Regions from separate parts of the Mus musculus genome. Here all the other regions are linked to region 1. A link is a loop called in an ENCODE intact Hi-C map of the cell type or tissue named here. Cell type or tissue: gastrocnemius. All regions are shown on one strand.

Region 1 (5,000 bases):
TTCTGGCAACCAATGATGTTCTGGTGTCTGTTCTGCAACAACAGTGAACTACCGCAGCAATCAGCTCGAAAGCTAGGGAAATTTGCCTTCCAGCTGTGTGTTTATAAAACACTGGTACCCAAACTGAGCCCACAGCTAGGAGATGGTACACCTGTTCAGCTGTCACCAGTGTCTGTTTCGATGTGACGCCGTTAGGACCAGATGGAGCGTTATAAGCATGGTCTCGATGCTACACGGCACCGCTGTACTGAAACCTTGAAGACTGGCTCTGGGGCTTCATTAAGGTTCACTGTCCTTGGCTCCAGGACTTGTTTCTGAAGTTCAGCTGCTGGATGCAGGTGGACAGAGCCTAACCCTGGGATTCCTTCCATTAGAATTACGAGGCACTTCACTTTCCCTGTGGCTCTACATTCAGAGACCAGACTCGCCTAGGAATGATGATGTCCTTGTTGAGTTGGCTAATCTTCACTGTCAGCTCAAGTAGCCCTGAAATTAACTAAAGGGCAATCTGCTGGGCTCCCTGTGAGGGATGTTCTTTATCAGATTATCTGAAGTGGGGTTTCCCACCCTGAACTCAGGCAGCACCTTCCAGTGGCCACAGACATAAAGGATGGAAGAAAGAACCCTTGCTTTGGCCCACTTGCTTTCTTTCACTCTCCTTGGTAGGTTTGTCTATCTTGCTGCATTGCTTTGCTGATATTAGGACCTAGCTTTTGTCTTCCAGGGTGCCATGAAGGCCAGTGGCTCTCTTGGAACCTTCAGTGCCAGATTGAGACCGCTTAGACATCCAGCCACGGGAACTGAGCAACTAATAGGTTCTTGGCCTCTCTGGCGTGAGATGGTCACTGTTGGACCACCCAGATCATACTCTGCACGCCAATCTAATAAGTACCCCTTTAGTATAGATTCATTCCACCAGCTCTGTTCCTTGGAGAATCACAACCTTGATGGTGACGGTTCTGACTGGGATGAGATGGAATCTTTAAATAGTTTAGTTGCCTTTCCCTGACAGCCAAGGATGCCAAAAACCATCTCAAGTGTTTTCTTACCATCTGGATTTCATCTTTTGAGATCCCTGTTTAGCTCTGAAGCCTGTTGTTTAATTTTGTTGTTGTTGTTTTCTTGGTGTTTGGCTTTTTGTTTTGCTTTGGTGGCTGTCTGTTCATTAACAAGGAGTGCTTGTGAGAGCCAGGACACTGGGAAGAGGTCGTGGGGGAGGGGCACCTTACATGATGGGGGATAGTAAGAACATAAGCAAAATAAAATTATAGGGAGGAAGAAAATTATAGAGGAGAAACACTGTGGAAATTTAAACAAGGCGGGAGGACTGGGGAGAGGATGGTGTTAAAGAAGGGAGAGGATTGATTGCCTTGGACAAAGAGCAAAAGGAAGCCATATGCAAGCCTATTATCTTGTAACCAAACATATAAAAGAGAGCTGAAGACTGCTACCCTGCTGGCTCCGATGGGACTGCGCCATGAAGCAGTGTGTTACTAAATACAGTTCCCAGTTCTTGTGTGGGATACCTACACAGGCTCTTGTCAGGATACACTGGAGGCCTCCAAACCAATACAGGCTCTTGTTGGTTCTCTTGGTCGCCTAACCAGAAATAAGAGGATAAAGCCATATTGTAGACGATAGGACACAATTGTATGAAGGTTGTATGATGTAAAGAAAGCAAACTGAGACTGAGTCTCAATTGCCCGCTCATCCCCACCCCAGCGGGCTAGCTTTCAAAGTGCCTGAGCGTGCTGTGCAGAGAGAGAGAGAGAGAGAGAGAGAGAGAGAGAGAGAGAGAGAGGCGTCAGCTCTAAACAAGTCTTTTAGACCACTTCCCTTAAGGAAGAGGGGGAATGCAGTGTGTAAAGTTTCAAAGATGGCGTGGCGGGCAAGGAAATGCCATTCGTTAGACCAACATTTGCAATCCTTAACTCATAGTAACTGGTTATTTGCAAGGGGCGCACGCAAGATTGGCCCTGTCAGTCATAGAAGGGGAGGGGCCACAGGGCCCTGTCCTGTACCACTGAACATTAATCGTGTACCCACTGCTCAGCCTACAAGACTCCAGCTCCGAGCCAGTGATCACATCACACAGATGGCACCAGTTTAACTCAGTGGGTCACAAAAGGAAGTGAAGACATGACCCCAAAAGAAAGATTTGAGGAAAGGATGGGGATGTGGTGGACAGGGTTGGTAGGGAGATCTGGGAACAGGGCACAGTGAGAGTGGTCAATATGCCCTGCTGAAATTGTCTAAGAGCAAATGTAATTAACAGTAAAATGAAACTGCAGAGTTTAGGATATTCTTCTGCAGAGATGTTATCCATCTGTTGGCCTCTAGAGGGAGCACGAAGGTTGCGTTTGTTAAGTAGTAAAATGTCTGGAAAAGAACTCACAGTCCAGTGGTTGCCTGAGAGCTTCCGCCACTGTATATGTCAGACTCTGGCAGAGCCTCTCAGAAGACAACTATATTAGGCTCCTGTCAGCATGCATTTCTTGGCATCCACAATAGTGTTTGCTTTTGGTGACTGTATATGGGATGGATCCCCAGGTGGGGCAGTCTTTGGATGGCCTTTCCTTCTGATCATGGAGTCCCCAGGGGAGGAGTTAGAGAAAGGACTGAAGGAGCTGAAGGAGCTTGCAACCTCATAGGAAGAACAACAATATCAACAACCAGAGCTCCCAGAGTCTAAACCACCAACTAAGAAAGACTACACATGGAGGGAGGGGCCCATGGCTCCAGCTGCACATGTAACAGAGGATGGCCTTATTGGGAATCAACAGGAGAAGAGACCCTTGGTCCCTTAAAGGCTCAATGCCCCAGGGTAGGGGAATGCTAGGGAAGGAAGGCAGGAGTGGGTGGGCAGGTAGGGGCACACCCTCATAGGAGCAGGAGGAGGGGGAATGGAATAAGGGACTTCTCTGGGGGTAAATCGGGAAAGGGGATAACTTTGGAAATGTAAATAAATAAAATATCCAATAAAATATAATCATACATACAAACAAACAAACAAACAAACAAAAAACCCTTCACATCTCACCCACGGAAGCCCATATCAGCAGGTGGAGCTATTTCCTTGCAAATAGCCTTTCGGTTTTTAATCCCTCCTTTCTCTGTGCTCCCATTCTTGACTAGCAATTAGGATAAAGAGGTCTATGTATTCTTTTCTCCCCATCGTATTAACAACAACAACAAAAATGTTTAGGTGCAGAGCCCCAAATAAAACCATGGACTATTTTGAGTAGCTGAAGAGCCCACTCTATAAGCAACTTCTTGATTAAAGAGTCCGCGTGTTAAAATCCAAAAGATTCTAGAGTGTGCGCTGTTTCTTGCCGGTTTCCTGCCTTGTGGGTGGTTTTCTTTATAACTGTTCCAAATAAACACCAGTAACTTTCTCTGGAATAAAAACTCAAGGAATAACAATGATCTAGTTCTAAGTACCTGTCTCTCCTCTCCTCTCCTCTGATCAAGCCTAAAGTCACAGTGGCTGTTCCCCGATTTTAAACGTCCTGTGACACCCAAGAGTTTGCCTTGAGGTAGATCTGGAGTTTGGTTGAGATTTGTTTCTTCTCATTTGTCCTCGTAAGAGTTGACCCACGGAGACTTTGGCCTCTGGTGCACTGTCCACAGTCCAGGAGAGAATGTCTTATTCTATCTGCCCTACACTAAGCCACCATCTGTATACTGCTGGCTCCCAAATGTCCATCTGCTGTCTTTCTCACTAGATTTTTTCTTTAAATTTAGTTTTCTTTTTATTGATTAATTTTCTTATTTGACAATTACATAGTTTGTATGTATTTTATTTTTTGCTATTGTTTGTTTTTAAAATAGTGTCTCACTCTATATAGCTTTGACTGACCTGGAACTCACTTTGCTAATCAGGCTGATCTTGAACTCACAGAAATCCAACTATCTCTGCCTCCCATGTGCTTGGATTAAAGGCGTATACCACGCACCACACGTGGCTTTTGCTGGAGTTTTAAGTTTTCTAAAAACTTGGCCACCCTGGAGGGTGAGCTAGAGATGTCTGAGAGAATGACAGTACAACCGTGTCCCTCTACCTTCATCTTTTCTCTCAGGATATAAAAACACGGGGTTGAGAGTCAGAGTACCCCCGTGGGCCTGCTGACACAAGGGTCTAGAGGCACTGGGGCCTATAAAGCCAGTGAGGGCTGAAAGGAGGGAGGGAGGCAGTCGGAGAGCCACCGGGGACCCATGCATCTGAAAGGGAGGGAGAGACAATAATGTCTACCAGCTGCAGTCTCAGCTGCCTCCCCTAACGATACCACTGAGGACCAGGAGCAAAGTGGTCAGAGACCCCGTGTGGTTTTGAGGGCTCTTTCCTCCTAAATCCTCATCGCTAGGGACAGAGCTGGTAATAAAACTGTAGATTACGCAAATTTCCCCCAAGGGGCAGATTTGAACTCTGTTAGCAAGAAGGCTCTCCCCCGACCTATCTGTCTCCCTGGACTGTGGAGGGGCTAGTGAGCAAGAGCAGATCTAGGCAAGTTTGGAGCTCTGGGGTGAATTTGTTACACCCTGATACTTGTCTACCCTTACACTTCATAGGGCACACACTCCATTCAGGAGACACAGAACCTTTAAAAGTGTGAGACTCGGATGGGATCTCCTACCCCAACCCTACGGCCTTCCCGCTGGGCACTGAATGAAATACCAGCATTTCTCCGTGTCCAAGGACCTGCGTCTGCTCTTGCCTTCCCGTTGCCTCTAGCGCACCCCTTTCTATCTGGTAGATCATGCTGTGCCACGACCTCAATAGTCCTCCCTGCCTGCCAAGCCCCCCCTCAGCCTTCCATGGCTCCAGATTAGTAGCTTCATAAGTATCCCCCACCCCTTCCCCGCCCCTGCTCTGAACTTTGTTCTACTCTGCGACACTGCTGCTTTAGACCCCTTCCCCCCCCCCCCCCCCCACACACACACACAGACTGAGATGTCTGTATGCTGTTTCCTTCTCCCGCATTTCTGCTCCGGTGCTCTGA
Region 2 (5,000 bases), 160 kb after region 1:
AGACAGAGAGAGAAAGATGGAGACAGAGACTGAGAGACAGGCAGATGGCAGAAAGAGGGAGGGAGGTAGAAAAAATGTCTCTAATGATCACTCTGATCTACATAAAATACAAAATAAGTATCTCAAATGTTTCTAAACTGTACATTAAGTGCTAATGTGTACCATGGGAAATGGGGTTTATTTAGATCTGGAAAGCTAAAATCACACACAAAGAAATTGATAAATAAGGATAAAGAACTTGTAGTTCAAGTTTTCCATAATGAGCTGATGTTATTTTATAATTGGGAAAAAAATACAAAATGTTACCATTTACCAAGAAATACTCTTTTCTCTAAGTGGCTTTAAGTTTGAAACCCAGTTTATTTCTAAACTGAGATTACTACCAGATCAGATGGAAAGGTCTACCATCAATTAAAAGTGAAGGGATCCCAATAAGCTGGGGCCAGAAGAAACTACATAGAGGGGCTGGATCGACAGAGCAGTAGTTAGGAGCACTCAGGGCTGCCTTCAGTTCCAAACACACACTGGGTGCTCACTGCTGCCTCTCACTGCAGTTCCGGGAGATACAGCGCCCTCTTCTGGCCTTGGAGGGCATCTGCATGCACACAGTGCACATACCTACACTCAGCAGGGTATGCACACACAAACACACACACACACACACACACACACACACACACACACACACACACACACACAAAACAAATAATGAAAAAAATTTCAGAAAGAAAACCAAAGAAACAAGGTCTATAAATGCTTTTCTTTTTCCTCATCTGATCTTTTTTGATCAGTTAGAAAAATTCTTAGCATGGGTGAAAGGGAACATTAGTCAGTAGACAGTCAAAGTAGGATGGAATCTGTCTTCTCAGCTGATGTATCAGTTTACAACTGCCAGTTCCTTATGAGTTTTCTTGGGAATTCATAAACTACAGTTGAGACAAGCTGAGAATCTTGAAACAGAATGTTTCTCCTCTATGATTTTGGCCTTTAGTGAAGCTTTGATTTGAAGTAGGAGAAGGGGAAATCTCATGAATTCTTGCTTGTACACGGTTAACTAGAATAGGTATAGGGACAAAAGCGAGTGATTGTCATAAATGTTAAATGTTCATCTAAACTTCGATCCTTTCCCTCCTTCCTTTATGGTTACACTGTGATATTTGTCTTTTTTGAATTTATCTCTCTACTTCCCTTGATTGTTAAAAGAAAAAAATATATTGGAAGAGATATGAAGAAAACTCTAATACTGTGCTACAAAAATGTGGTTGCTTCTTAGAAAATCTTGCTGCCATGTAATTTTGAAAAACAAAATCAGAAAATCAAGATGTTGGCCAGTGACCTCTGCCCCTGCCCAGTGACCCTCCTAAAATGCCACCCAATCCCATTAATAGTTCTTGACAACTCTATGGAATGCCATCTTAAACACTTCAAGCATATGTGGAGCGTATAAAATAACACAGGGGAATTTATAGATTATGGTTTCCCACTAACTGTTCATCTCTGGGCTCCAAAGGACTTCTTTGTAAAGCAGATATTTGCTCATTTGATAAATGAGACAACTCCTGTCGGGTAAGCATTTTAAAAGATGTATATCACTTGCGTGTATCAATGACCAGCAGAACCAATACCTTATAGTAGACTCACTGCCTCATCCCAGCTCTGTAAGAAACATTGAGCTTTGTCTCCACTCTCAGTGGAGAGCGAATGAAGCAATGCACGGGAGAAACAAATAGCTCACAGGTGTTACCCTGGCTGCGTTGTTTCCCCTGGGCCCGTGTTTCTCCATCTGTAATCAAAAATAATAAAGTTGCTTTTCCCAAGAAAGCGTGACACATAAGAAGTGTCCAGCAGAAGTTGGCTCGTCACGACTGTTATGCATGCCATTGTTTATTTGTACACACAATAAGAAAGAAAGAAGTGACCAGTGCATAGTGAAGAGGTAGGGACCATTTGTTTAGAGAGTTTAGACTCGAACTGGGCTTTTTTTTGTGTGTTAGGTAAAATACAACTAGCTGGGGACCTAAACAAGAAAGGGGTCATCTGAGGTGGGAAATGACAGCTGGAAAGGAGTGCTGCCACTGGAGAGAAGAGCCTCATGGTTCAGTGGGAGTGGATTGACCTTTCTGAGGAAGAAAATGGAGATGGGTGCAGTGAGACTATGGAAGCTTTACAAGTCGGGCAAGGGTGTTTGGATTTGATAGGCTCCAACAATGCATTGTCTAATCTTGATTGAGAGAGGGATGGGACCAGGAAGAGACTGTCCTGAGATGCAAGCTGGTGGGCAGGAAGCCCAACTCAGGGAGGCTAGAGGGAAGGCTGTGGCAACAGCCAAGCTGAGCTGTCATCGGAGGTTGGCAAGCAGAGTTGAGAAAGAGTCAGGGCCAAGTTACTGTCAAGGCCTTGAAAAGTTGCAGAGCCGTGAGGGAACACAGTTGCAACTTGGGAATCTGGTGCCATGGTTTACAAACACAGTTGACACATAAACGTGGATTTATGTAACAACTGAGGCTACATAATTGAAAGGTCACTGAATAGCTGAGGTCATTGTCTGTGGCCAAGCAGGAAAACCAAGACTAGCAACTGAGAAAAAAAAGGTTGAGAGACCAGTTCCCACTTGGATTTTTATAGTTGTTTCTATGTTGCCTGTATCTTACTTAGGGTTTCTACTGCTGGGATGAAACACAGTCACCAAAAGCAACTTAGGGAGAAAAAAGATTTATCTTGCTTTCAGGTAACAGTCCATCCCTGAAGAAATCAAGGCAAGAAGTGAAGGAGAGGGCGCGGAGGGTGCTGCTTACTGACCTCCTGATAGCTTACTCATTCTGCTTTCTCATACCTCCCAGGACCACCTTCCCCAGCAAACCCCACCCACGATGGGCTGGGCCCTCCCACAATCAATCACTAACTAAGAAAATAGACCACAGGCTTGCCCACAGGTTAGTCTGATAGAGGCATTTTCTTAATTGAAGTCCTCTCTTCCTAAATGACTCTACCTTGTGTCAAGTTGACACAAACGAGCCAGCACAGCATGTTGGCCTGCTGGGTAAAAAAAAAACCTGCCAAACACTGGTTGAAAAGAAAGACCTGTGATGACCTACCTGCCTATGTTCATCCTGCAGTGGTTACTGGAGGGGAGAGCAGCAGGCCCACATGTGAGGCTGAAATGAGTTCTTTGCTAAGAAGCTGGAAGGCTGGCAGTCCACTGGAGGAATAGTAGCTGTGTGTCGGGGAGCAGGGAGTCGTGATGTGGTGGTAAAGGTTGTTGCTCACTTTCCTCCAGTAAATGAAAACCTTATAATGCATTGTCCAGTAAATGACTGTCCATTCAACATGCTGAGTCATAGCTGTCATGATTAATTCCTAGGCCAGTCATGATGGCAGACACCTCTAATCACAGCAATCTGGAAACATGGGCCAAAAGACCATGGTGACTCACCTGATCTATGTAGTAAGTTCCAGGCCATCAGGGGTTACATGGTGAGACAAACGCTATGTCAAACAAACAAACAAACAAACAAACAAAAAACCAAAAGGAACTGCGATGAGGAATTCTCTAGTTCTGAAGATCTGGCTGATGTCACTTAAATGTATGCAATTTCATCCTTTTCCCTGCAAATGCTATAAATTCATTCTTTGTTATCCATTCATCTGTGGCTAGCCACCTACCCTGATTCTGTAATTTGGTCATTGTGGACAGTGCTGTATAAAGATGGGTGTGCCGGTGCCTCTGTGGTGAGCTGACCTGTGGTCCTTCGGGTAGATGCTCAGCGGGGGAGGGGTATGGCTGGGTCATACACACGTTTACTTGTAATTTTCTTTGAGAAATCTCCCTGCAGATGCCCACAGCATTGTATGTACTGATGTCTATCCCTTCCAGCAGTGAGTGAGGGTTCCTCATCCCACATCCTAACCAGCATCTGTTGTTTTCTTGGTCATAGCCATTCAGACGAGGGTGAGAAGGCATCTCAGTGCAGTTTTGACTTCCTCTTCCCTGGTGGGTTAGGGTGTTAAACATTGCTTTGTATTCATTAGCCGTTTGTACTTCCTTCTCTGAGAATGGCTGGTTAAGCCCACAGTACGTTTATTGATTGGATAATGTTTCCACCCATCTGTAGAATCTACTGCAGAGAGTTAAAAAGAGAAGCACATGAAATTAAAAGGGGGACTCCAGGGATGTGAAAAGGGGGAGCTATAAGGGAAGGGGGCCATAAGAAAGACCACTAAAGGAAGGAATATGAGCAAAATGCATTATATTCATACATGTAAAAGCCATGAAGCTCACTTCGTTGTACAATTAACATATGCTAATAAAGATGCAAGACAAATAATAGTAATTAATGTCTGCGGAGCCACATGTAGAACTCTGAAGGTGAAGATATTAGCATGCATCATCTCTTCAGGCTAAGAGGCCTCAAGTTCAAAGCCTGGATCACATTCATGCTGCCGTCATTTTAAGAAGGTCACACTCTGCAGGCTTACAGCTACAATCCAAAAGGGGGGAAAGTGCCAAGTGCCTGTCATCTTCAAAAGTGCAAAGCCCGGGGGAGGGACAGACACTGCAGGAAATGTGCCACCTGGGCCCCAAGTTGACTCTCCTCAGAACCTGTTTTCTTTGAGCACCCAAGCTGGCTGTTACTACACTTCTTGGACTGCGGAAACTTAAACCTGAGGCTCCCAAAAGTGGCCAGTGTGGTTAGAACAGCAGGTGTGGACTGACCAAGGAATCTCCAAGGCTCTTGACTGGAAAGTGTTAGCATGCCTGCTGTCACATGGGCTGTCCAAACGTTTGCTGGAGCGAGCCATTCAGTCAGTAAATCAGAAACAGCTTTGAGCATATGTGAGCAGGATCTTTTGTTTTCTTACTTCAGGAACTGGCCTTAATTTGTATCGTGTTTTATTTTGTTTATTCAAATTGTGTTTTATAATTTTTAATTGCATTTTCCTTCTGGGTCTACCAGAAGGCAGGCAGTATGGTGAGGAGAACTCAGAGAGTTGGATGGTTC
Region 3 (5,000 bases), 190 kb after region 1:
GGCTTTGGCTAGGCTCTTGGTGTGGGCCTCTGGGCTGTGACATCATGGCAGAAACACAGTGGGTAAGATGAGATCATGCAACAAAACAAGAAGCTAGAGAGAGGCTAGAGCCCTGTGATCCCCTGGAGGCGCACTGCCTACAACCCAGACACCACCCACAAGGCCCTACACCCCAGGGGCCCCACAGCCTCACCTTCCACATCACTGGAGGACCAAGCCCCAGCAAGGATCATCTGAAGAGACAAAGCCCTTCCAAGCCACAGCAAAGGCTTTGGGGAAGCTTGCCGGCTAACCAGGTGACTGAGCGGTACCCTGCAGGCGCCTCTTTCCCTGACATTGCATAAATTGTCGACTGGTGTGGGTTTAACATCGCCCTACATACTGAATAAGAGACTGGAAACAGAAACTCAGAATCTGTCCGTGCCTTCTCTTTCTGTCTCCTTTGAGGTGTTCATACCATTTGTGGTCAGCGCCTTGAGCATTTATAACCAGAAGCATTCCAGAGCAGTAGTTACCAATTCTCTCCATGTAACCTCACTTTACTGAGGGATGCTGTTTATTCCCATCTTCCGCATCATCTTCTCTGTGGGATAATGTTACCTCCTCTGCGCTTCCTTCCTTCCTTCCTTCCTTCCTTCCTTCTTTCCTTCCTTCCTTCCTTCCTTCCTTCCTTCCTTCCTTCCTTCCTTCTGTCCTTCCTTCCCCTCTCTCTTTCTTTTCCTTTCTTTCTTTCTTTCTTTCTTTCTTTCTTTCTTTCTTTCTTTCTTTCTTTTTTTTTCTAGACAGGGTTTCTCTGTGTAGCCCTGACTGTCCTGAAACTCACTCTGTAGACCAGGCTGGCCTTGAACTCAGGCTGCCTCTGCCTTCCAAGTGCTGGGATTAAAGGCGTGTGCCCCCACTATCTTTCTATACAGCTCAGATTCCTGGCTTATTACAGAAACCTTTAGTTTTAGGATTTATATCTAACTAATCCCATATTTGTAAAGGAGAAGGCCATGCATCTATCTCGGGACTAAGCACCATCTCAATTAGACGATTTCCTTCCTAGCCAAATTTTGTATGCAAATAACAGAGGTTTCCTTAACTGTACTTTGGCTTGGGTGGAACCTCATTGCTGACAGACTGGCAGCAAACAGGCATCTACTTTGAAGTGTGGGCAACACTTCTATTGGATTCTCTGTAGTATTGGGTAGCCTCAGACATCTCTCCTTTGGCCCATCAGGGAGAGGAGGTCTAACAAGAGAGTAGACAGGCAAGGAAGGAGACTGTACTACTTTGAGTCAGGCCACAGTAGGTGTTCCCAGTCTGGAGGCAAGCTGCTGGGGCAGGGGTGGGGGTGGGGTGGGAGGGGGGAGCGGTAACGGGAGCTGAGAGCTGTCACTCAACCACATTTTCAGCACCACACTCAAAGCAATTTTCTTTTAGACAAAGATTTATTAGGCTGCTGGAAAGAACATAGTGGACTATGCTTGCCCAAATTTGTTTTTACAATGTTTCTATTTAAATTTAGACAGCGGCTGCCAGTTACCTTAGTTGAGTCACTCAGATCCTAGCTGAGATGCTGAAGAGCCAGTGGCACCTGCAGCCACACCTCTCCTTCCTCTTCAGGTCCCGTGGCTTAACCCTGCTCTTTGGGAGCCTGTTCTCTAGTGAAGCTCATTCTTACAGTTCAGACTGAAGCCAGAAATCTTTGCCCCAGTGGCTGACACATCTCTAGCTATGAGGCAGAATGCCCTCCTAGAGGAGTGTCCACCACGCGTAGGCCAATTCATTATGCTAACCAATGTATTTTTATCTTTCCAATTTATTTCTTGATATTATAATATAATTGCATCATTTCTCTATCCCCTTTACTCCTCCAAACCCTCCCCTCTGTCCATCCTTGCTCTCTTACAAATTCATGACCTCTTATTTCATTAATTGTTAAAAGTACTTATCATTTATTTTAAAACAGAGAGCTTATTTTCAATTTTTTTTACATGAATTGGCTATGCTGGTCCATTCTTTTTTGTTTGCTTGCTTGCTTGCTTGCTTGCCTGCCTGCCTGCCTGCCTGCCTGCCTGCCTGCCTGCTTGCCTGCCTGCCTGCCTGCCTGCCTGCCTGCCTGCCTGCCTGCCTGCTTGCCTGCTTGCCTGCTTGCCTGCTTGCCTGCTTGCCTGCTTGCCTGCTTGCCTGCTTGCCTGCTTGCCTGCTTGCCTGCTTGCCTGCTTGCCTGCTTGCCTGCTTGCCTGCTTGCCTGCTTGCCTGCTTGCCTGCTTGCCTGCTTGCCTGCTTGCCTGCTTGCCTGCTTGCCTGCTTGCCTGCTTGCCTGCTTGCCTGCTTGCCTGCTTGCCTGCTTGCCTGCTTGCCTGCTTGCCTGCTTGCCTGCTTGCCTGCTTGCCTGCTTGCCTGCTTGCTTGTTCACTTGAGATAGGGTTTCTCTGTGTAGACCTGACTGTCCTGGAACTCTCCCCATAGACCAGGCTGACTTCAAACTCAAGATCCAACTCAAGGATCCTCTGCTGGAACCAAGGGCCTATAACTCCACACCTGGCCGGTCCATTCTTTTTTTATAACCATCTAGGCACTTCTAAGAGAAGAACAGGGATTCAGAGGTCAGAGACAAAGACAAAGGTTCTGTCTAGAATAAAATCCACCAAGCCTGGATAAAGGCACGATTGCTAGTGGAGGGTGGCACGTGGCCGCAGAACATGTGTAGATTCTGAGTGGCAATTAACTCCTTTGTCTGTATCTACTGCCCCTCCCTGTGTCTCTTCAGAGTCCATACTTAGTTTCCTCTTGGAAGTGTCCACTGAAGCCCAGTTGGTTCTTTAAGTGCTACTAGTTCAAGCATAAATGCACCCCCGTGTCTTCTACAGCCTCCGTAACCCGTCCTCTCTTCCAGTCTCTCTCTTTGAGCTTTCCATCATTATCACCGCAGACTGCATCTCACATTTCTCAGCTCCCAGTCCCCATTGCTGCTGGCCTCCTTCCAACTCACTGTCCACACCAGTAGACCCACAGTCTTTCCCTTGCTTGTCCTGCCTCCATCTCTCCCTTCTTACGCCCTTAACTCCTCCATACAAGTGCCAAAAGCTAACTCTGCGAACCGTGAGCTGATAAGCTTTCTCCGTTTCAAGCCCTGCGTCTTAGTTAGGTTTCTGTTACTATGATACACACTGTGACCCAAAGCAACTTGGGGACAGATTTATTTGGCTTACACACTCCATCACAGTCCATCATAGAGGGAAGTCAAGGCAGGGACTCAAGCAGGGCAGGACCTCGGAGCAGCGGAGTGGTGCTTACTGGTTTGCTATCTGTGGCTCGCACAGTCTGCTTTCTTATACCACCCAGGACTGTTTACCCAAGTTTGGCATTGTCCACGGGGGTTGGGGGTGGGGTGGTGGAGGCGAGGCCCTCTCATATCAAGAATTGATCAAGAAAATGCCCCCATAGACTTCCCCACAGATCAATCTGATGGAAGAGTTTTCTCAATAGAGGTTCCTTCTTCTCAGAGGACTCTAGCTTGGATCAAGTTGACAAAAACAAAAACAAACACAAACATCAAAGAACCCACCCATGCACTCTGCCTCTGCTTGAGTTCCTTCCTTGACTCTGCCATAGCTACAACAAAAGCCTAAACTCTACAGTGTGAGAAATCTAAGCAGCAGACCATTGGCTCTGCTGACCCTCTTTTCTCTGCATTAGATGCATCTCCCCTCCCCCATTTCACTCTCTACCGCCCCATAAAGATGCCACAATTGTCTTCTCCTCTGCCAAGCTCCGTCTCCAGCTCCCAGGGCCTGGCCCACAGTCACTTCCCACTCCTGTGCCTGTGGGGGAGCATTTGGAGCAGTGTCCTGCACGCAGGAGGTGCAGGGTCCGTGTTTACGGGTGCAGGAGAGAAGCACAAGCGAAATTGGGGCTCCAGGAGATGATGGAAGATTCCAGAAAGGAGGCGAGAGAACACCGAGCACCCCGTTAGAACAGCAAACGTGATGTGTCAGAACCAGAGCAGAACGGGCTGAAGGACTCGTAGTGCCTGTGCTGAGCTGGGAGGACCAGAGTAGTTCTGCTTCCTGCTGGGATGCCGGATGCTGGCAGGGAGTTTGAATAGAAGAATTTTGATGTGATACATCAAAGCCTTTAAATGGCAGCATTTGGCCCGGCACTTACGTTATGAAGAATTCCTCTAAAAGGAAGCATCTAACCAGTATTTAGTGGTGTTTATATAAAGAATCTAGTTTATATCAACAGTAACCTAGTAACACATGCAATGCCCAACTACAGGCAATTGATTAAATAAACTAAGCACATTTTGCCCTGGACTATTAACCAGTCATCAAAAGCTATAATATAGATCTATGTATATAAACATGGAAAGGTAATATTTATGATATGGTAGAATGCATACATATATACATGATTTCACTTAGAACTAGCAGCATAGAAAAAGCCTAAGGAATGTGTACTATAATGCTACCATTGTTATTGCAAGCTGGTGATGGTTTTTATCCTTTTATTTTCTGAATTTTTTGAAACTATAAAATGTTAGTTACATAATGAGAGGGAGGAGGTGGGGGAGCAGCAGCCTCTAACGCTGTTTCTATTGGAGGGAAAAGCAGAGACAGTGCACGTGAACATCTGGCCCAGAATTCCAGTTCCCAGCTTTGCAGTGGCCTCAGGGCAGCCTGACTGGTGCAGGCACTTAGGGCAACAGAGAGGAAGTGGTGCCAGTGTTTCTAACATCCTAGCTAGTCAGGGATCCATGTGAGGCCATTTGGAAGATACTGGGGCTATAGCAACTGGTGGCCCTGAATAATTCATGGTCAATGTTCTTTTCAAAATTCTACCATAAACGAAAATCATGTAAAGATCTAGGAGACATCAGCGTGTCTGAGCTCACACAGAACAAGGCAGCTGGAGGCAGCTCCTAAAACTGGCATCTTGGTCTTCCTGCGTGTTTGTCCGCCAACACAGTCAGCTCATGGAGAGCCTGCTACTTGCCACTCAGTTTCAAG
Region 4 (5,000 bases), 400 kb after region 1:
TAACCAGAAAAGCCCTTTTATGGCATTAGTTGAGCATAAAAAGAAGGAGTGTTCTTACATTTCACTTCTATGTACCTTTCTAAGATACTGCCGTCTCGCCATTTTTATAGACGGTGATCACAAGAACACTGCCGTGGGGGTAAGAGGGGAAGAAAGATGCCTTGAGTCATGAAAACAGTTACAGTTAGGCTGCAGTTCCTAGAACATCCATGGGTCGCAGGCCAAGAAGCCACACTTACTACATTATATTCCAAAACAGACTCTGTAGAGAGCATGGGTATCCTGGCAATATGCCTTGTGCTCAGAAGGAGGCACAGGGCTGCATCTGCCAGACCTCTGTTCTCTCTTCTGCCACCCATTTTCCTCTGGAGAGCAGGTGGGGGTGCAGGTTCAGGGCTGTGTGCAGACATCAGGGCTGCGAATGACCCCACCTAGCCAAGAAGCAGGGCAAGTATGTCTATTAAGAAGCCCCCGAGATTCCAGCTAGACTGCTAGTCTAAAATTACATCAGTTTAATGTTCCTCCAATGTACTCTGTCCTTAGCATTGCTCTACTGTGTTTCTTTCTCCTCAGTAGTAAGACAAGGAGGATAGACTGTTTCTCTGACATTTTTCTCACCCGAGATGTAATAGGTATTCCGCTCTGAGCACAGCGCCCCACCACCACCACCACCACCACCACCATTCAGCTGAGACTCGTAACTTTGAGTGTGTTTAGCTCAGTGTTTGTCAAGAATGTTTCTTAATGTCTGGCTTTCCAGGGTCTGACTTTGACCGTATCAACAACAACACTGATCTGTTAAATTTGAGGACTTTTACCAATCAGAGGGCACCTGGTATGTCCCTAAACCAGTAATGATGACCATGGTAGATAACGCCTCATTGTTTGGCCAAACAGGAGAAAGCCAGTCTTGGATTACTTTTGAAAAGCTAAGTTTTAGAGTCTTCGAAAGAGATTTCCTGAACAACTCTGTCTTGTTAGGTTTAGCACCTAAAGGCATCAGGAGCCAAACTGAACATAGAGGCATGTAACATGGACAGCAGTCAGCACACTGACAGAGTGTGGAGGACCTGATTGTATGTAACATGCTGTTTTCTGACAGCTTTGCAGAATTCGGAAGCCTGTCGTGGCTGTCCTGCAATGTCGAGTTGCTCTGCAAGGTGTTAGGTGCTCTCAGTTTTGAACTTGTATCACATTGGACGGTCGCAGTGAACAGACAGGAAGGGGCATGCCATGACACTCTGAGGAGCCCACTTCTCTATATTGAAGCTTCATTCTAAAGCCTACCTCCACCCAGACCCCCTGCTCTGCTGCCCTGGTGTTTTCTCCTTGTATAGTGTTCTGTGTCAAGCTCCAGTTCCCAGAATGCCCCAGTCACTAGATCAGAGAGGCTGCCCTTGATCTCAGCCTGACACCGTCCGTGGCCTGGCTTGGTAGAGTATGCCGCTGAGCTGTGTTCTCCCACACAGAGAAAAAGCAGTACCGGGAATCCTACATCAGCGACAACCTGGACCTTGACATGGACCCGCTGGAAAAGCGGTCCCGAGCCAGTGGGAGCAGCGCTGGCAGCGTGAAGCATAAGCGCCTGTCCCGCCACTCCACGGCCAGCCACAGCAGCTCCCACACCTCCGGCATCGAGGCAGACACCAAGCCCCGGGACCCAGGGCCGGAAGACAGCTGTTCAGGCAGCGCCATGCACCGGAAGCTGAAGACCTGCAGCTCCATGACCAGCCACGGCAGCTCCCACACCTCTGGGGTTGAGAGTGGAGGCAAAGACCGCCTGGAAGAGGACTCGCAAGATGAGGGTAACTTCTGTCACTACGGCTACTCACTCACGTGTTGGTCTTGTAGCCCTGTCGTCTGGGAAGTAACTAAGTGATGATGAGAGAGAAGTCGTCTTTGCTGCCTCCCCAGTGACCTGATTGTGTTGCCTGTGTCTGTTACGGACCTTTGCAACTATAGGGTTGGCGGATTGTGGGACATGAAGGGGACAGAAACCCTGTAGCCCTTATGCCTTACGTTTCTCATCCCCGTAAGAAGTGAGGCAGTGGTTAGGTCCACAGCGCCCAGTATCCTCCTCTTTCTCTAAAAAAGAAAATTGCATCCAGTACATGGTATTAACTCCCAAAGTGTTTCTTGAGGGCTCTACCTTTTAACCAAAACTACAGGGAGTATAGAAGAACTACAGAACCTGGCTGCCAGGAAATTACTCTCCGCTGAGATAAAGTAACAGGTCCCAGCTTGTGTCAGGCAGATTTAGCATCCATGTGCTTCTTTTTAAGCCCATTTCTATTTCACATTAGATCTATAGCATCTGGGGTTGATGAAAAAAGCCTATTAACTCTCTTAAGAAACACTGCACGGCAAGTCAGGCTCCTGAGTGCTTCCTGCAGCTCTGAGGCAGCTGCCGTGGGAGGTGGGTGGGCAGGTGGGCGTGGGTCAGCAGTTCTGGCCCCAGCGCTAGTGACCCATCAGCATCCATGGGCCCTGGGGCATGGCAGCAAGACCATACAGCTTCTCCTCTTCCTTAGAGAGTAGAGTAATTGATATCAAGCATGGCGTGAGAGGTCGTGCCGTAACGACAGTTCAGAAGGGAGCATGTCACACTGAGAATTCGTCCCTAGGGTTCCCAGATGTGAACGTCTACCTGGCTGCCCTCACATGTGTGCTGTGGCTGTGGGCTGTGGTCTTCGTTTCCCTTTGGGTCATTAACTGTCTTCTTCCCCGCCTACGTCTCAGAAATCGAGATGCTGGTGGATGACCCCAGGGACCTGGAGCCGATGCCTGAAGAGTCGCTGGAAGTCAGCCCAGAGATGTGTATCTACATCACGGAAGATATGCTCCTGTCGAGGAAGCTGAACGGACACTCAGGTGAGCTCTTAGGGCAAGCTGTTGCCTGCAGAAGCCCCCAGGCAGGCACCTCTAAAAATAGGACGGTGGTGGGGACTCTGAATCCACCAGGGAGAAGAGCCACTGCAGGTGGCCTGATCCCGGGCCAGGTGCCTTCTGTGGAAGAGATGGGTGAGGGCACCAGGGTTGTATCAATGTTCTGTAGTGCACGTTTCTCTGAAGCCAGCAGTGTGGGTTTGATCTAAGCTTTTACCACATGTCACGAATCAGACTCCTCTGTTGCTCAGGCTTAAGACTTGGGGAGCCGGCACTGGGAAGGGGCCCTGGACGGTTGTCCTTCAGCCACTGTCAGCTTTGAGCATCAGTTGTCAGAGGGGAACTACACAGACACACGGCTGCTGCCATCCTGGCTCTTCCTGGACAAGAGTACAGGGGACAGTTCTCTGTGGGAGTGCATTGGCTCACTCAGCCCAAGCACAGCTTGTAGACGTTCAGCCTGAGCCATGGTAAACAGGCCAAACCTGTAGATGGGGAGTCCTCGCCCCCACCACACCGGGTTCATGATGCTAGACCGACCTTGATTCTCCTACCCATTCTATTTATTATATTGACTTGTCTCCTTACATATTAAATGTAAAGGAAGTGCTACATGTTTGTGTTTGTAAAAAGGAAATGATTTAAAGTAGCATATACCAAAATGCCTAGGAAAGTAGAGTACATGGGCCACTGGAAAGTTCCTCATATCATGTTTCTGCATTCAGTTTTATGAGATTATTAATTTTGTAGTTTCAAATAGAAATATAATTTAAATAGAATGACTATTAATAATATTCAATAAACATGTATATGCCTTTTTAATAATGAAAGAGAAAACAAACAGTGGATAGTTGAATTGCCTGATCACTAGACACCAGACTTTACATGAGATTTGCCAAAGGATACTATGCAGAATTCAAAAGCTAGGCCAGAAAAGCACAAATTATGTAAAAGTGATGTAACTAAGACACAGACCATGTAAAATGTGACTTTGGGGCCTTGGGGACTTCCAGGATTTTCCTTGCTTCACCCTAATGTCCAGCATCTCTGCCACATGAGCCTTGCTTTTGGACCCTGACCTCAGATTCAGATGGAGGCAGCCATGCTTGAGTTTTGACTTCTTTAGTGGTGATATGAGCTTGGAGGAGATCGTTCGCAGGCAGAGGAGCCAAGGACACCAGAGAGCCCACACACAATCAATCATACTGTATCCCTGCCAGTGCAGAGCCCCTCAGTCCTGTGGGATCTGGGGTGCACGCTCCTCGTGAGTCTATAGAGCAAGCTTCTGGCAGTGCAGTGTGTACCACGCCCAAACGTGATCGTCACCCAAGCGTTCTAAACCATGGTGTGTGAGCCAGAAGCAGCTTCACAAGTCACTGCGTTCTGTGTATTTACAAGGTGCGTGCTAGGCTTTGGGCTGCTAGCAGTGGCTGAGTAAAAGCTTCCTGGAAGGTGGGGGACCCCGCCCCTCTGAAGCAATTGTCCTTATGCCTGTCCTGCCAGTCCTCACTTGTTTCATCAACTGGCAATGAAAACTCCAGTGGTGTTCAGTCTGATACCCAGCTGGAGCTGGAAACATTTTTTTGGAGAGACACATCACTTACATGCTAAAGTCAGAATGTCAGCCTTAGATTTCTAGTTCTGAAAATTGAGGTTTCCTCGCAGCACAGAGGCTGTGCTGACCTCTGAGACCCAGTGCTCAATTCTCCATGCGTCTCTCTGCATCCTAGGCTCTTCCCACTGGCGTCTGCTGTGGGGGCGGAGGTCACAGTGGTCTGTTGACCAGCAGGAGCGCCCAACCCTTGTGGGCCACAACTCTTTAGTCATCCCTGAAAAGCTAGTTGAGAGTAGCCCGGATATAAAAGGAAGCTAATGAGATATGGGACGGATTAAGAACTGGCCTGGATACACAACCGGTTAATTATCTGGGCAGATTCCAGTCCTGGCTCATCTGACTGCAGAGGTCAGCATCCCACATCTGTCCACGTGGAAACAAAACTAGATGATATTGGTGCTCCACTCCGAGATGCGTGGAGAGAAGGGAGTCTTGCAGATGGGGTAAAGAGGCCTCTTTACAGCTAAGACCTGCATCTAACATTATAAATGGCTCACTC
Region 5 (5,000 bases), 420 kb after region 1:
CTGGCTTCTATTGTGTCTTTACCCTGTAGAGGCTTGTCAATAGCACCTGTCCTAACCTCCAATTCTGACTCACTAACCCATTTATTTACTATTTTCTGATGGTTGGTCTCCTCTTACATCATCACAGTGTAGGCTCTGAGAAAGCTTGCTAATAGACGTACTAACCATAGTCTTCCAGGGGTGCAGACCAGAGCAGCGATACAGGCACCCGTCTGACCCCTCGTGGAAACCCTACTGGACCAGGTGTACATGCACCCCTATGCAGCTTCTGATCAGATATGTAGAACAGCAGACATATGGATTTAGATAAGTGACTATAATAACGTTTGGCTATGGTAGAAAACTTAGCCGTAGATGAACAAGAAGAGGAAGAGACTTGTATTCATCCTAAATTACACATTTTTTGTTTTGTTTTGTTTTGTTTTTCTGAGTGGGGCTGATCTTAGGATGGATTTTGCCTACTCGGTGTTAACTTTCCTCCAATTCCATCCTCGGAAGCTGCTGGTGCCCCAGGGTGGTCGTGCTGTGCATTGAGTTTTCCTCACCGATGGACAACAAGCAAGGATTATCTTGAGCAGAGAGCTGAAGCGCAGTACAAGATGGTTTTGCTCTGGGGAAGACAGAAGCACATCAGATCGGATGAAATAGGAAAGCAGCTCTCGGAAGTGATCAGAAGACGCTGAGCACTGAGGGTGGGTGGGGAGGGCGGACGGCTCCAGGTGGTCTTCGTTCTGCACCGGACAGTGAGAATTCTCTTTCATCCCGGCTAGGTGTTTATGTGACCAAATGCAATTGTATGTCTTCAAATGTTCCCGGAACCCCACATTCTGAGGTTTACAGGCCTGAGGGAAACCATAATTCCGTCTTGGGCAGGACCCCAGTCAAAGGCTCAGCTTAGAGACAGCCCTAGGTAGATGTCGCTCACAGCACTAACTGTTCAGGACTGGTGAACAAAACCAGAGGCAGCGATGGCATGGCGTACAGATTCCTGGTCCCACCCTGTGTTTCCAAACGGTGAGCAAAGCAAGGAATTGGCTCTTAGAGCATCTCCCTCACTTCCTTGGTTGGCAGATGAGCGATTCCCAAGCATGATATGTGGGAAAGGGGAACGGTTTTCTGGAGCTGTAATCAGATTGCAAGTAGCTTCTTTTGTTTCTGCTCACGTCGGTGACAAACAGGAAAGGAATCCTGCTGTCACTATTGGGTGTTAGGCAAGCCTGGGTGGGTCTAGATGAACTGCCCTGCGGGGCAGGGAGGACCTCAGTCAGAGCTGGGCTTTTCTGGGCCCTGCCTGTTCTGACTGCAGCCTGACCTCTGGTGGTCGAAGAGAGTAATGCACAAGAGCAGCTCCAGGGGTCAATGTATAAATGATAGGCTTGGAAACGCCCCCTGAACTTCATTCACAGCGGCCCTGGCCAAGCCTAGGACTAGCTAACGAGGTTGTATCAGCGAATAGATTCCATGGTCCTGTGTGGCCATCCTTTGGCCTGGTGACTCCTGGGTTGTGAAGGCAGAGGTCAGGATGGTGCCCTTGCAGTGAGCTCTTTCCAGTCAGGAGTCTGGAGAGGTAGATGGTGACTGTGTGTGGTTCATTTAGCCAGTTACCTAACACACCGCTGAAGGCCTTCTGTAAGTCCAGCACTAGGCTGGATGCTTGAAGGACAAAGTAAAGAAAGATATGTGAATGGCCCTCTACCCCGGAGTCAACTTCAGACCTGTGAGAAGCAGAGAAAGACACCAAACCCAAAGGCTGTCCTTGGCTTAGCGCTTTGATTTCCTGCTGGCTTCTCTCCACTACCAGTCACATTCACACAGAAGAAATTACTTAACACATGAAGCACTTCTGGGAGGGGAGTTCTTTTGGTTGGTTGGTTAGTTTTAGATTTTTGAGATCAGGTTTCTCCATGTAGCTCTGGCTGTCCTGGAACTCACTCTGTATACCAGACTGGCCTCAAACTCACAGAGACTGACCTGTGTCTGCCTCCCGAGTGCTGGGATTAAGGGCACTGCCCAGCTGAGGGAGGTCCTTTTATAGTCCTCATTTTCCAAAAGAGAAAGAGTCTCAGGGAAGATCAGACTGTTTGCCCAAGGCCACCTAGCCCCGGTCCCGGTCAGCCTTCCTTCAGTGCTCACACTGCGGTCCACACTGCCCTCTGGTGGTCACTAGAACCCTCTGAGTACCTCACCTCCAGTCTTTGTGCCTCTGTTCGGTTGCTTTGCATCTACTTCTCTCTCACTTTAAGGCTTATTTGTTTTTTATTTTATGGGTATGTTTTGCTTGCATGTGTGCAAATGTAACACATATCTTCAGTGCCCATGGAGGCCAGAAAAGGCCAAGGTCAGATCCTCGGAGCTGAAGTTAGAGAAAACTGTGAACCACCATGTGAGAACCAAACCCGGGTCTTCTGCGAGAGTACCCAGAGCTCCTTACCACGTCTCTCCCCCCTCTCACTTTAAAAGTCATCTCTAGCCGGGCATGGTGGCGCACGCCTTTAATCCCAGCACTCGGGAGGCAGAGGCAGGCGGATTTCTGAGTTCGAGGCCAACCTGGTCTACAGAGTGAGTTCCAGGACAGCCAGAGCTATACAGAGAAACCCTGTCTCGAAAAAAACAAAACAACAACAACAAAAAAAAAAAAACCAAAAGTCATCTCTACTCACTCGCCCATCTTGACGCTCTTTCTTCTGCCCTGCACGATGTTGCATGCGCACCTGCAGTCACCATTTACTGCTGCCCTGTCTCTTCCTACCATTTAGGACCACGCCCCTTCACCCGCGTTAAGACGCCCTTCAGTTCATGTCCTGAACTCACTTCCTCCTCTCAGTCCATGACAGAAGATCTCCTTTTTAAACCAACACACAATCAAAACACAGAAGCAGAAGAGACTCTCTGCCCTCTGTCCATCTGTCCATCCTCCCTTTAGCGTACAGTCCCAGAAGGTATCCATCCCAACCGTCTCTGCTTTCTCAACTCCATTTCCCGTTCACCTGCTACCCTCTGCCTCTGCAACCTCCTCATTACCAAACTCTTGAGGAGGTTTCCAGGCTACACTGTGATGGAACGCTGCCTGTTAGCGAATGCTTCCTCTTTGGGAGCTCTTGTCACTCGTTGCTATGACAACAAGCCCTTCTGTGCTCTTTCTACCTCGAAGGTCATCCCCCAGTCTCCCTTCTGGCTTCCACCAGCAGCATCTCTGGTCCCTTCCCAGGTCTGCTCCCAGACTGCCCTCCGTGACTTCCATCTCTTGACTTCAACCACTTCATGGTTTGAACTGCACCTATCCAGTGCCGTCTCCCAGTACAGAGGGAGCCTAGCCATACCACCCCCCAGCCCCCAGCCTTGGATACCTGCTAGTCACCTCTACCTCCCTGTATTTAGAGCACCTCAGATCATTATCACAACATTCACTTCTAAACTAACTCCGCCTGGGAGTCTCCCTATCAGCTTGTGAGGCCACGGTCTGGCCCCGTCCCTCACCCCCTTAAGCCAGAAATTTGGAGATAATTTGGAAATAACCTTTTTTTTTCAGTGTTGAGAACTAAAGACAGAGCCACTGGGCAACTGCTCTCTGTCTAAGCTTTGTCTCCTGCCCAGAAGTCATCCTTGATACTTGACAGTCGGCCATTTAGTAGACCCTCTTATGTGGGTCTCCCAGATGTTTCCAGGTATTTATTTCACCAGCATCCTGCTTCTAGCCACCATTGTCTTGTTCTTAAACTACTGCACTGTCATCCTAACCTGTCTCCACATGTACAGGGAGATGCATGGAAATCTGCCTCCCCATCTCAGAGGGATCTGTGTACATTTTTGAACTGCCTTTCCTGAAATCTCCAGGGCCTCTCCACTGCTTCCAGCGGGAGCTCCAGCCCTTTGGTGGCCTATGCAAAGTACCCTGAGATCTCGAAACTGTTTCTGGTACGAGCGTCTCCTTCACCCTCTGTGGCCAAGCTCTCCAGCAGCAAAGAAGTACTGTGGTCCCTGCAGGTGACTTACAGTTCCTCCACTCTCATCAGCATGCCTCTCTAAGGACAATTTTTTCCTCACCCTAGCCACACTCCTCTACCCATTCACACTTATCAGGATCAGCACAGACCTGCAAGCAGCCTGGTGAACAGAAAGTGCCTCAGTGGAGAGGCCCGTGTCTCACTGGGGGCTAAAATGGTCATTGACGGCACTGAGGTAGGGTCCAAAGGAGTTTTCCTTGGTTTCTTAACTACTACGGTTTCATCTGGAGGTATGGGTTCTGACTACCCCATTTCCAGATGTATATTTCCAACCATTTATTCTTGCATCTATACCACATTTTGCAGTTTCTTGGGAAAGATATCATCACCTAATGTAAGCACTGGGCCTGTGATTCCCTCATGCAATCCTAATAGTCTCCTGTTTGCAAAATGAGATTTACCAGCCACCCACTGCAGATACTCTAGGTTTCCTAACGTGCCTTATGCAAGTAGGGAGGACTTGAAAAGAAAATGAACACCCCCGCCAGCAGAGGGCAGCAGGGAGCCTGGGCGCTGAGGACTGGCAGAGTCAGGCTTGGGTGTGTCTGAGAAAGGATGCAGATTAAATTCCACTCCTATCTTGCCAGGACTGGTACAGCCACAGGAGATAGATGGTGTATGTGTATAGACATGCTGAAGCAGGGGACAGGGAGAGAAGTGTAAATGCATGCCTTTGATGGTGGGAGAGGAAGAAGGAATATATTCCAATCTGTTTGACAGACAGAGAAAGGGTTTGGCTTTTTTGTTGTTTTGTTTTGTTGAGATAGAGTCTTACTCTGTAGCCCGTGGTAACCTCAAATCCATGGTGACCCTCCCGAGCGCTGGAATTACAGATGTGAGCAATCACATCTGGCAAGGAATTCATGAATTTTAAAACCTCACCAGTGCTCAGATGTTCCCTGATCGATGGAAGAGAGCCCCCCCACACACACACACACACACACACACAGCTCATGTTGGAGTTGGGAGACCTGATTGTGTGGAAACAAAGACAAG
Region 6 (5,000 bases), 430 kb after region 1:
GTACATAGGAGTCTGTGTGTGATGCCTGCACAGAAATAGGACCTAATGCAATAAGACAATTGAAGAAGATCAAGTAGATACAAATAGGGAAAAGGGGGCTGGAGAGACGGCTCAGCGGTTAAGAGCACTGGCTGCTATTCCAGAGGTCCTGAGTTCAATTCCCAGCAACCACATGGTGGCTCACAAACATCTGTGAAGGGATTTGATGCCCTCTTCTGGTGGGTGTGTCTGAAGACAGCTACAGTGTACTCATACACATAAAATAAATAAATCTTAAAAAACAAACAAACAGAAAAAGCCTAATGGCAGAGAGACCCTGTACAGTGCTGGGGGGCACTGCTTACCTAACCATTTGGGCAGGTATGGTGAGTTCTCTTTTCAGGGTTTGGGTCCAGCTTCATCACATGACTGCCCTCAGTGACGCTCTTGAGTATGAGGACCTGGGTGGAGGCACCCGGCTGACTCTGGCACTAACCCTCCCCCTACATACTCTTCAAAAGAAAACTCCACCAAGAGGGTATCGCCATTCTAAACATCTATGCACCACGCACAAGAACATCCAAGTGTATAAAAGGAGCACTACTACAGCTAAAATCACATATGGACCCTTACACAGTGATAATGTGTGACTTTAATACCCCACTCTCACCAATAGATAGGTCACCCTGACAACTAAACTACTAAACAGAGAAATGCTGGAGTTAAACAACATCATCAATCAAATGGACCTAGCAGATATCTACAGAACATTTCACTCAAACACAAAAGAATATACCTTCTTCTCAGTACCTCATGGAACTTTGTCCAAAGCTGACAATATACTTGAAAAGAAAATTGAAGTAATACCCTGTATTCTAACTAACTATCATGGATTAAAGTTGGATATTAAAAAAAAAAAAAGGTTGATGGTGACCCATGCCTTTAATCCCAGCACTTGGGAGGCAGAGGCAGGTGGATTTCTGAGTTTGAGGCCAGCCTGGTCTACAAAGTGAGTTCCAGGACAGCCAGGGCTACACAAAGAAACCCTGTGTCGAAAAACCAAAACAACAACAGCAGAAACAACAAAATGCTTACAAAGGCATGAAGATTGAATAACTCACTACTGAATGAAAACTGGATCATCAGAAATCAGGAAGGAAATAATTAAAACATTATTTAATTATTGGAACAAAAAGGAAAATACAACATACACAAACCTACAGGACACAATGAAGGCAGCTCTAAGAGGCGAGTTCATAGCACTGACTGACTACATTTTAAAAAACACAAAACTTGGAAGATTGTATTAGCAAGTTAACAGGTGTGATGGTTTGTATATTCTTAGGCCAGGGAGTGGCACCATTTGGAGGTATGGTCTTGTTGGAATAGGTGTGACCTGGTTGGAATAGGTGTGTCACTGTGGGTGTGGGCATAAGATCCTCACCCTAGTTGCCTGGAAGTTAGTCTTCCACTAGCAGCCTTTGGATGAAGACGTAGAACTCTCAGCTCCTCCTGTGCCATGCCTGCCTAGATTCTGCTGTGCTCCCTCTTTGATGATAATGGATTGACTGAACCTGTAAGCCAGCCTCAATTAAATGTTGTTTTTTATAAGACTTGCCTTTGTCATGATGTCTGTTCACAGCAGTGAAACCGTAACTAAGACAAGAGGAAACCTGAAAGCTCTAGAATAAATAATAATAATAATAAAACCCTCAAAGGGAGTAGACAATAAGAAATCATCAAACTCAGGGCTGAGACCAACAAAATAGAAACAAGGAAAGTAAAATACTACACAGAATCAGTGAAACAAAGAGTTGGTCTTTGAGAAAAATCAGTAAGATTAATAAGCCTCTAATCAAATTAACTGAAAGACAGATCCAAATTAATAAAACTAAAGATGGAAATCTCAATAGACGTTGAGGAAATCCAGGGAATCTTAAGGACATACTTGAAAAGCATGGACTCTGCCAAGCCTGGTGGTGCATGCCTTTAATCCCAGCACTTGAGAGGCAGATGCAAGCAGATCTCTGTGAGTTCGAGGCCAGCCTGGTCCACATAGTGAGTTATAGCCACTACAGGACTATAGAGGGAGATTCTATCTAAAAAAAAAAAAAAAGGTCTGTAAAACATTTTTTAAATGGATAAATTTCTTGATAAGTTAAATCAAGATCAGAAAAGCAATTTAAATAGGCCCATATCCTAAATAGGCCCATATTTAAATATAAGTAGTAATTAAGTCTCCTAACCAAGCAAATCCCAGGGCCAGATGGATTCAGCACAGAAGTCTCCCCGCCTTTCAAAGAACTGACACCAGAACGCCTCAAATTGTTCTGCAAAATAGAAACTGATTGAACATTGCCTTTTTAGGAGATTACAATTACCCTGATAACTAAACCAAACAAAAATTACAAGAAAGAAAATGACAGACCAATTTCTCTTGTAAACATAGGTATAAAAATTCTCAATTTTAACTTAAAAACTAAATCCAAGAATATATCAAAACATCCACCATGATCAAGCAGGTTTTATCCCAGAGATACGGGGTGGTACAACATCTATAAATAGATAAACATAATCTACCATATAAATAGGCTGAAAGACAAAAACTATATGATCACTTAATTAAATGCAGAAAAGGCCTTTGACAAAAAGCCCTCTGTTATAAACAGTCTTGGAGATACGAGGAGCATAGCTCAACATAATAAAAGCAATATACACCAAGCCCATCTAACATAAAACTCAAAGCCCTTTCACTAAAATCAGGAATAAGACAAGGATGTTCACTCTTTCCAAACCTATTCAATATAGTACTTGAAGTCTTCTCTTTTTGGGGGGGGGGAAGGGGGGTTGAGACAGGATTTCTTTGTGTAGCCCTGGCTGTCCTGGAACTCACTCTGTAGACCAGGTTGGCCTCGAACTCAGAAATCCGCCTGCCTCTGCCTCCCAAGTACTAGGATTAAAGGCGTGCACCACCACCGCCCAGCAGTACTTGAAATCTTAAGTAAGACAATTAAGGAAGATCGAGTAGATACAAATAGGGGGAAAAGGGCTGGAGAGATGGCTCATTGGCTGATCTCCCAGAGGTCCTGAGCTCAATTCCCAGAAACTACACGATTGTTTATGACCATCTAAAACGGGATCTGATGCCATCTTCTGGTATGTAGGTGTACATGCAGACAGAACACTCAATAATAATAATAATAAACAAATATGAAGAAAGTGTCTTTATTTGCAGATGATATGATTTTATACATAAAAGATCCTAAAAAACTCCACCAGGAAATTTCTACAACCAATAAACTCTTTCAGTAAAGTACCAGATAAAAAATTAACACACAAAATCAATAGCTTTCCTATTTATAAGAGACAGACTAAAAATGACTATCCCACCAAAAGCAATCTTCAGATTCAAGGCAATGCCCATCAAAATTCCAATACAGTTCTTCACAGAAATTAAAAGAAAGATGAAGTGGAAACTTGTAGTTTCTTTGAAAAGTTATATCAAAATGATGTTTTGCTGGGGCATACAGGCGAAAGGATGTTTTGCTAAAGCAAACACATGAAGGCTGTTTTGAGGACGCAGACACAGGTGAAAGGATGTTTTGATACAGCAGACACGTGAAAGGAGGCTTGATGAAAGAGTACAAATATGACCTCACAGACACTGAGGGATGGGCACTGAGCTTTGGTTTGGTTTGCTCCACCATGCTATTCTTTGCTAAAGACAGACATGTATTGGTTTGCTTTACATAGTGTCGTTGAGCTCAACTTGTAGCAATACTGCCATTGAGAGAAGAAATTCACCCAAGAAGTGCTGTAAGGTTTCAGCAGCAGCTTGCTGCTTCTGCAGCCTCGTCTCGGGCTGGTTGGCTAGTCTGGCTGAAAGAACTGGACTGTAGCTGCCAGTTTGTGCCTGGTGTCTGCCTACCTAGAGAATTCATCTGCAGCTGCTGAATCGTATTTGGTGTACAGGACGGAACTGCTGCCAAAGAAGATCAAGCTTGCCCCCAAAGAACTATTGCTGAACAGGTCCACTTCTCCCAAATCCTAATACCATTTCTCTTCCATTACCTCTGCTGGGTGGTGGGCTAGGAGAGAGGTTGAAGCCTTATTAAAAGTAGGTTGTGGGCTGGTGAGATGGCTCAGTGGGTAAGAGCACCCGACTGCTCTTCCGAAGGTCCGGAGTTCAAATCCCAGCAACCACATGGTGGCTCACAACCATCCGTAACAAAATCTGACTCCCTCTTCTGGAGTGTCTGAAGACAGCGACAGTGTACTTATATATAATAAATAAATAAAATCTTTTAAAAAAAAGTAGGTTGCAAAAAAATGTACGCCTATAGGAAAAATTTCAGCTTTGTACAGACACACATGATAGCTAAAACAATTCTGAACAACAACAATAATAATAATGATAATGATAATACTTCTGGAGATATTACCATCCAGGTTTCAAGTTGTACTACAGAGCTATAGTAATGAAAATAGCTTTGCACTGCCATAAAACAGACTTATATTGATCAATAGAACTAAATAAAAAATCCAGACACACTTGTGGATGTCGGAGGCATGGAGGTTTTTGTGCTCACAGATAAGCACTAGAGATACCTGAAATGTTAAACACACATGGTTGTTTCTTCAAAGGAAGGGATGCGTAACCTGTTATCTGCCCACAAGGCTGGGAGCAGACATGGTTAACAGTCTGGTGATCTTTGCACTATCTGTGTGGCCAAGACCACACAGAGCCTCCCCAGACCCTTATTGTGAACTTATTTTTTCTCTGTCAACCTATAGAACCCATCTTTCTAGAAGGTGTCACATCTATAGAACCTAACTTTATAAAAGGTGTCACACATACTTTATAATGAGTTTTGATGTAATCATATCCAACCTTTATTCAGCTTACGTTGTGCTTCATTGTGCATGTGGGATTGAATTTATTATCACCAGTAAAGTTTTCACCAGATTGTGCTGTGCTTAAATATGCTTAAAATACATACTCAGGGTCAGACTCCTGAAAT

What was found. Peaks named below come from ENCODE experiments on the same cell type or tissue, not always from the same donor. Only the 100,000 strongest peaks of a DNase experiment are listed, where the experiment ranks them.
Region 2: it touches region 1 in a loop (3-fold over the local background); 6 of 42 quality-filtered maps call a loop at or near these places.
Region 3: it touches region 1 in a loop (2.9-fold over the local background); 4 of 42 quality-filtered maps call a loop at or near these places.
Region 4: it touches region 1 in a loop (4-fold over the local background); 7 of 42 quality-filtered maps call a loop at or near these places.
Region 5: it touches region 1 in a loop (15-fold over the local background); 41 of 42 quality-filtered maps call a loop at or near these places.
Region 6: a loop joins it to region 1, with 4 times the contacts of the local background. A loop is called at or near these places in 35 of 42 quality-filtered maps.

Annotation. Positions count from the first base shown.
Region 1 is chr12:70,492,651-70,497,650 of GRCm38, forward strand. No RefSeq gene overlaps it. Among named protein-coding and RNA genes, the nearest start is that of Gm32219, 41 kb to the right of the region's middle. In gastrocnemius, CTCF peaks have their summits at 2,327 (motif pointing right) and 3,056 (motif pointing right); DNase peaks (open chromatin) are centred at 1,227, 2,348, 2,806, 3,032 and 1 more place; H3K27ac peaks cover 2,082 bases.
Region 2 is chr12:70,652,367-70,657,366 of GRCm38, forward strand. No RefSeq gene overlaps it. Among named protein-coding and RNA genes, the nearest start is that of Gm24474, 5.1 kb to the left of the region's middle. In gastrocnemius, a CTCF peak has its summit at 568 (motif pointing left); DNase peaks (open chromatin) are centred at 2,317 and 4,616; H3K27ac peaks cover 2,551 bases.
Region 3 is chr12:70,681,560-70,686,559 of GRCm38, forward strand. It overlaps Gm32369 (a long non-coding RNA gene), which reads right to left and starts at 656. Exons shown (of 3, transcript XR_003950187.1): 1 at 194-656. In gastrocnemius, no CTCF peak of the experiment used is centred here; DNase peaks (open chromatin) are centred at 2,987 and 4,026.
Region 4 is chr12:70,892,138-70,897,137 of GRCm38, forward strand. It overlaps Frmd6 (FERM domain containing 6), which reads left to right. Exons shown (of 14, transcript NM_028127.3): 11 at 1,470-1,805; 12 at 2,740-2,871. Among named protein-coding and RNA genes, the nearest start is that of Gm32664, 8.8 kb to the right of the region's middle. In gastrocnemius, no CTCF peak of the experiment used is centred here; DNase peaks (open chromatin) are centred at 2,804, 2,955 and 3,258; H3K27ac peaks cover 1,186 bases.
Region 5 is chr12:70,909,098-70,914,097 of GRCm38, forward strand. Gm32664 (a long non-coding RNA gene) reads left to right here. Exons shown (of 4, transcript XR_381658.4): 4 at 499-683. Gm46355 (a long non-coding RNA gene) reads right to left here and starts at 3,057. Exons shown (of 2, transcript XR_001780623.2): 1 at 2,661-3,057; 2 at 356-1,653. Gm10457 (a long non-coding RNA gene) reads left to right here and starts at 2,790. Exons shown (of 2, transcript XR_003950189.1): 1 at 2,790-3,665; 2 at 3,835-5,000. In gastrocnemius, CTCF peaks have their summits at 1,328 (motif pointing left), 2,161 (motif pointing left) and 4,508 (motif pointing right); DNase peaks (open chromatin) are centred at 1,313, 2,137, 3,210 and 4,502; H3K4me3 peaks cover 196 bases; H3K27ac peaks cover 1,448 bases.
Region 6 is chr12:70,926,368-70,931,367 of GRCm38, forward strand. No RefSeq gene overlaps it. Among named protein-coding and RNA genes, the nearest start is that of Actr10, 9.0 kb to the right of the region's middle. In gastrocnemius, a CTCF peak has its summit at 3,122 (motif pointing left); no DNase peak of the experiment used is centred here.